Regions from separate parts of the Homo sapiens genome. Here region 2 is linked to region 1. A link is an interaction called in ENCODE POLR2A ChIA-PET data of the cell type or tissue named here. Cell type or tissue: Panc1. All regions are shown on one strand. Links, peaks and the distances in the headings refer to the core of each region. The heading gives the core; the rest is flanking DNA.

Region 1 (2,805 bases), core at 242-2,741:
GCAGGAGACAAGGTGGAACCCAGTACAAAAGTGAAAACTTGTTTACCCAAGAACAAGACTGAGTTATGGCTACCTGGCTAAACTACCTGGACAAGGCAAACTGCATGGTTGGTCCGCGAAGTCGCTAAGCCTCAGATGAAAGGAAGCTGTATGCCCTCTGGAAAGGGCCTAAACTGGTCCTAGATCCTGCGAATGAGGGAGAAATAATCACATCAAGGTAGTTACCACTCCTCTCAGGCCATTTTCTATAATGTAGGACTTTCAAACTTCTGTTTTTAGCACAAGAACCTTTGCCCCTAACAAAATCTTATACAAAATGCCTACTCATGAAGCAAATAAAAACAGCCGCCCAGGTTGAAACCAAGAGAGGAAGTTCTCAGAATTTAAGAGTCCAACAGACTACAGCAGGCAAACCACCACTAGAGAAGACACTGAGTCACACTGCCTATCAGATTTCACTGGAATCTAATCCCACTGGACTGTTCTCTTTATAGTCACAGTTTCTTCCCATCACCTCTTCCAGGAGGGTTCCCCTTCCTGATCCAACCTGGTAAGATCTGGTTTCCTATCACAGGTTGGCTTTTCCATCGTGAACACATAAAGCTCTGCATATCTCTTTTTTTTTTTTTTTTTTTTTGAGATGGAGTCTCACACTGTCTCCCAGGCTGGAGTGCAGTGGCACGATCTCCCCTCACTGCAAGCTCTGCCTCCCAGGTTCACGCCATTCTCCTGCCTCAGCCTCCCGAGTAGCTGGGACTGCAGGTGCCCACCACCATGCCAGGCTCTTTTTTTTTTTTTTTTTTTTGGATTTTTGGTGAGACGGGGTTTCACCGTGTTAGCCAGAAGCTCTGCATATCTCTTAAGGCAACAGGTGCTATCTTCCAGGTCTTTCTGACAGTCCGTATGCCCTTCCCTCAAAGCCCTTCAGGCCAACTCATCCACAGATTACTGCCCTCAGTGTCTTAAGGCATAACTAACTTCTGTAGAGCCCTTATCAGTGTGGGTCACATCATTTTGTTTGACACATTATGACTGTATGGTGTGCATAATATTCGGACTCCAGATTCGTTGATTCATTAATTTGTTCAGGATCCTACAGCCAGACAGTAGGGGAGTTGGGACTTAGCCCACTAGGAAGAATCAACGGCAGGATGGGGAATCTCAGAGACCTGGCTCTCAGGGTTTCAGCTGGTGCCTCACAAATAGGAGGCTTCCAGGGAATGTGATTCCACTTTCCCTTCCCTTGTTCCTCCTGTCTACCTCAAATCCTTCCTCTACCATACCACGAGAATTCCTGCCTCCCACTTCTGATGATGGCTGGGTGGGCCTGCTGAGACAGATGTGCTTTAATAGTGCTTTCCACACTATGCCCATTGTACATGTAACTCCTGGCTATAGCGTTCAGAAGCTGTCTCTCCAATTCTGAATCTTATCCAAACATTTCATACCTCTGGACTGAAAAAACTGAGCAACTGCTACTTCTCTATGCCAATAGGGCTGACTTAATCATTCAAAAAGCTCGTGGGCTTGGCTCGTACAGGATGCATCTCCTGGGAATGAGATGTTCCCTAACAATGCTGTCCAACAGAACTATAATGTGAGCACACAGGTGATGTTTAATTTTCTAGTAATCACATTTTATTTTATTATTTCTTTATGTCGCATGGTAACGTCCACTAAGTAATCACATTTTTAAAAATAAAAAGAAATATGTGAAATTAATTTTAGTAATATATTTTGTTTAACCTACTATATCAAAACTATTGCTGTTTCAACATGTAACCAATATTACAATTTGTTAAATAAGAAATTTTACATTTTTTTATATAGTCTCAAAGCATGGTGTATTTTACACTTACGCACATCTCAACTTGGACTAGCTGTATTTCCAGTGCCCAACAGCCACATGTAGCTAGTGGCTACAGTACTGAACAGCAGGTCTATCATCTCGCCTCTATTCCCATCCCTCCTATCATTTCTTTCCTTTAGTGGAGATGCTACGGGCAGGGGCAGACAGTGGGGACCAGGATCATTAGAGGAGACTGACACACACCTGAAGGGAAGGCCCAGATCACAAAGAAGCTTTCGTGCCATGCCAGGGAGCTTACATTTTAACCTGAAGATGCAGAAACTCCTCTGAAGGATTTTAAGCAGTGGAGAGTTGTAATCAGATTTGCCTTTTAGAAAGGCAGCAGTATGAGGAACAAATTGGAGACAGGCCAGGCAGAAGCCAGAGAGACCAGTTGCGAGGCTACTGCAATAATCCTCAAGAGAAGGGATGAGGGCCCGAACCACGGCAGTAATGAAGGTTATGATACAGGGAGGAAAGAGCAGATTCAAGAGAGTCTGAAAAGACAGTCTCTATATAAAATGTAGAGGTTGAAGAAGGCAAAGAAGTTGTCCTGGGTTTTAAACTTGGTGAAGCAGGTTTCATTCATTGAGATAGAAAACACAGAAGGAGTATGCTGGATTGAAGTTGGGGAAGTGATGTTTTGAACTTGTCGAGTTAAAGACATTTGGAACACATGTCAGATAAGATTTCAAGGCTGGAGATGCAGATTTACAATGGAATCAATGGCATATAGGTGGTAGTAGAAGAAAACAGAAGATGAGCTGCCACAGGGCAAACGTGCAGAATGAGCAGAGGGCTGAGGGCTGAACTGTAGGGGAGGCTAAGGTTTGAGAGGAAGGGAGGACAGTAAAGAGAAGTCCAAATATAGAGCAGCTGGACAAGAAAGAAAATGAGGAGAAATGGATAACTCAGAAAACAGGTGGGCAACATTTTAAGGAGCAGAGAGTGGTCAA
Region 2 (2,805 bases), core at 161-2,660, 780 kb before region 1:
TGTGGAGACGGGGGTCTCACTTCATTGCCCAGGCTAGTCTCCTGGGCTCAAGCAATCCTTCCACCTCAGCCTCCCAAAGTGGTAAGATGATACTTGTGAGCCCCCATGGCTGGCTATTTTTTTTTTTTTGAGACCGAGTCTGGCTCTGTCGCCTAGGCTGGAGTGCAGTGGAGGGATCTCAGCTCACTGCAACCTCCGCCTCCCGTGTTCAAGTGATTCTCCTGCCTCAGCCTCCCAAGTAGCTGGGACTAAAGGCACGTGCCACCACACCCAGCTGATTTTTGTATTTTTAGTAGAGATGGGGTTTTACCACGTTGGCCAGGCTGGTCTCGAACTCCTGACCTCAGGTGATCCACCCTCTTCGGCCTCCCAAAGTGCTGGGATTACAGGTGTGAGCCACTGTGCCTGGCCCCAGCTGCTATTTTTAAATAACTGAATATTGTGAGTAAAAATTACAGTAAATCCCAACCTGTGATGTAACATTTTGTTACATGTAAATGTTATCATATATGTACATTGAAAATACACAAATAGGCTGGGCACGGTGGCTCATGCCCGTAATCCCAGCATTTGGGAGGCCGAGGCAGGAGGATTGCTTGAGGTCAGGAGTTTGAGACCAGCCTGGGCAACATAGCAAGACCCCACCCATCTCTACTAAAAAAAAATACAAAAAATTAGCCAGACATGGTGGTACATGCCTGTAATCCCAGCTACTTGGGAGGCTGAGGCAGGAGAATTGCTTGAACACGAGAGGCAGAGGTTGCAGTGAGCCAAGATCACGCCATTGCACTCCAGCCTGGGCAACAGAGCAAGACTCTGACTCAAAAAACAACAACAACAAAAAAGAAAATACACAAAAGTACACAAATATGGAAACGAAAGGTAAGACAAAGATTAAACATTTTTAAATGTCTTACTAATCATGATGACTACACGCTATCATTAGTTAACAGATCAGTACACTGTTAGGACAAGTTTCATTGTTCTGATAGTGGGTCCAGGTCCTTTTTTTTATTTTTATTTTATTTTTTAGAGACGGAGTCTCGCTCTGTCATCCAGGTTGGAGTGCAGTGGTGCGATCTCGGCTCACTGCAACCTCCGCCTCCCAGATTCAAGCAATTCTCCTGCCTCAGCCTCCCGAGTAGCTGGGACTACAGGTGCACGCCACCACGCCTGGCTGATTTGTTTTGCATTTTAGTAGAAACGGGGTTTCACCATGTTGCCCAGGCTGGTCTCGAACTCCTGAGCTGAGGCAATCCGCCCACCTCGGCCTCCCAAAGTGCTAGGATTACAGGCATGAGCCACTGTGCCTGGGCTTCAGGTCCTTATTTCAATCTTCTTTTTTTTTTGGTTGACTCGTCTCGTGATTAGATCATCCTATTTACTGATAATGTTGCTGACGGAGTTCATAGCTCTTCTATTTTATTCTTGTTTGCTTGTTGTTGGGTTATTAGTATTAGCTTCAATCAGCAGTTTCTTTGTAAAAAAATCTTTTTAAGCCACTTATCTACTTCATGAAGGTTTAGTTAAAACTAGTAGACAAGGCTGGGTGCAGAGGTTCACACCTCTAATCTCAGTACTGTGGGAGGTCAAGGTGGGAGGATTCCTTGAGCCCAGGAGTTTGAGACCAACTTGGGCAACATGGTGAGCTCCCTGTCTCTACAAAAATAAAAAAATTAGCCGGGTGTGGTGGTATGTGCCTGCAGTCCCAGCTACTTATGAGGCTGCAAGAGGATCACTTGATCCCAGGAGGTCCAGGCTGCAGTGAGCTGTGCTTGCACCACTGCACCCAGCCTGGGTAACACAGTGAGATCCCATCTCAAAAAAACCCACAAAAAAGTGGGGTGCAGTGTCTCATGCCTGTAATCCCAGCACTTTGGGAAGCTGAGGTGGGTGGAACATTTGAGGCCAGGAGTTCGAGACCAGCCTGGCCAACATGGTGAAACACATGTGAGGCCAGGAGTTGGAGACCAGCCTGGCCAACATGGTGAAACACAACATGGTAGAAATACAAAAAATTAGCTGGGCATGGTGGCTTGTGCCTGTAATCCCAGCTACTCAGGAGGCTGAGGCAGGAGGATCTCTTGAACCCGGGAGGCAGAGGTTGCAGTGAGCCGAGATCGCGCCACTGCCCTCCAGCCTGGGTGACAGAGCAAGACTCCATCTAAAAAAAAAAAAAAAAAAAAAACCAAGAAACCACAAAAAATGAAAAACAAGAAAACAGTAATTAGTAGATAATAAATTCCAAAACTGAGGACATACAAAGTATAGTCTATAGCAATCTGCTGAAAACTCCTTTTGTTCTCTCCTTTGGAGGGTAGAACTCTTACTTTCACTTCAGGATAACTTACCACTAATTCTGTGTGACTGCTTTGGTATCCGCCATGTGAGAGCAAACTTCACTGTGAATCTATTAAACATTAACAACATTTAATTCATTTTCTTTTTTTTTTTTTTTTTTTGAGACGGAGGCTCGCTTTATCACCAGGCTGGAATACAGTGGTGCAATCTCGGCTTACTGCAACCTCCACCTCCTGGGTTCAAGCGATTCTCCTGGCTCAGCCTCCCGAGTATCTGGGACTACAGGCACGAACCACCACGCCCAGCTAATTTTTTTTTAATTTTTATTTTTAGTAGAGATGGGGTTTCATCATGTTGGCCAGGATGGTCTTGATCTCCTGACCTCGTGATCTGCCTGCCTCAGCCTCCCAAAGTGCTGGGATTACAGGCGTGAGCCACTGTGCCGAGCCACCAATTCATTTTCATTAAACATGGAAATAAAAACAGAGGTTTAAATACTTGCTC

Evidence for each region. Peaks named below come from ENCODE experiments on the same cell type or tissue, not always from the same donor. Only the 100,000 strongest peaks of a DNase experiment are listed, where the experiment ranks them.
Region 2: POLR2A ChIA-PET joins it to region 1 with 10 read pairs; 2 of 35 experiments call an interaction of 5 or more read pairs at or near these places.

What each region holds. Positions count from the first base shown.
Region 1 is chr2:200,313,857-200,316,661 of GRCh38, reverse strand. The region is part of intron 1 of SPATS2L (spermatogenesis associated serine rich 2 like); the gene reads right to left. Among named protein-coding and RNA genes, the nearest start is that of SPATS2L, 8.6 kb to the right of the region's middle. In Panc1, for the core only: no CTCF peak of the experiment used is centred there; no DNase peak of the experiment used is centred there; H3K27ac peaks cover 1,961 bases.
Region 2 is chr2:201,089,463-201,092,267 of GRCh38, reverse strand. No RefSeq gene overlaps it. Among named protein-coding and RNA genes, the nearest start is that of NDUFB3, 19 kb to the right of the region's middle. In Panc1, for the core only: no CTCF peak of the experiment used is centred there; no DNase peak of the experiment used is centred there.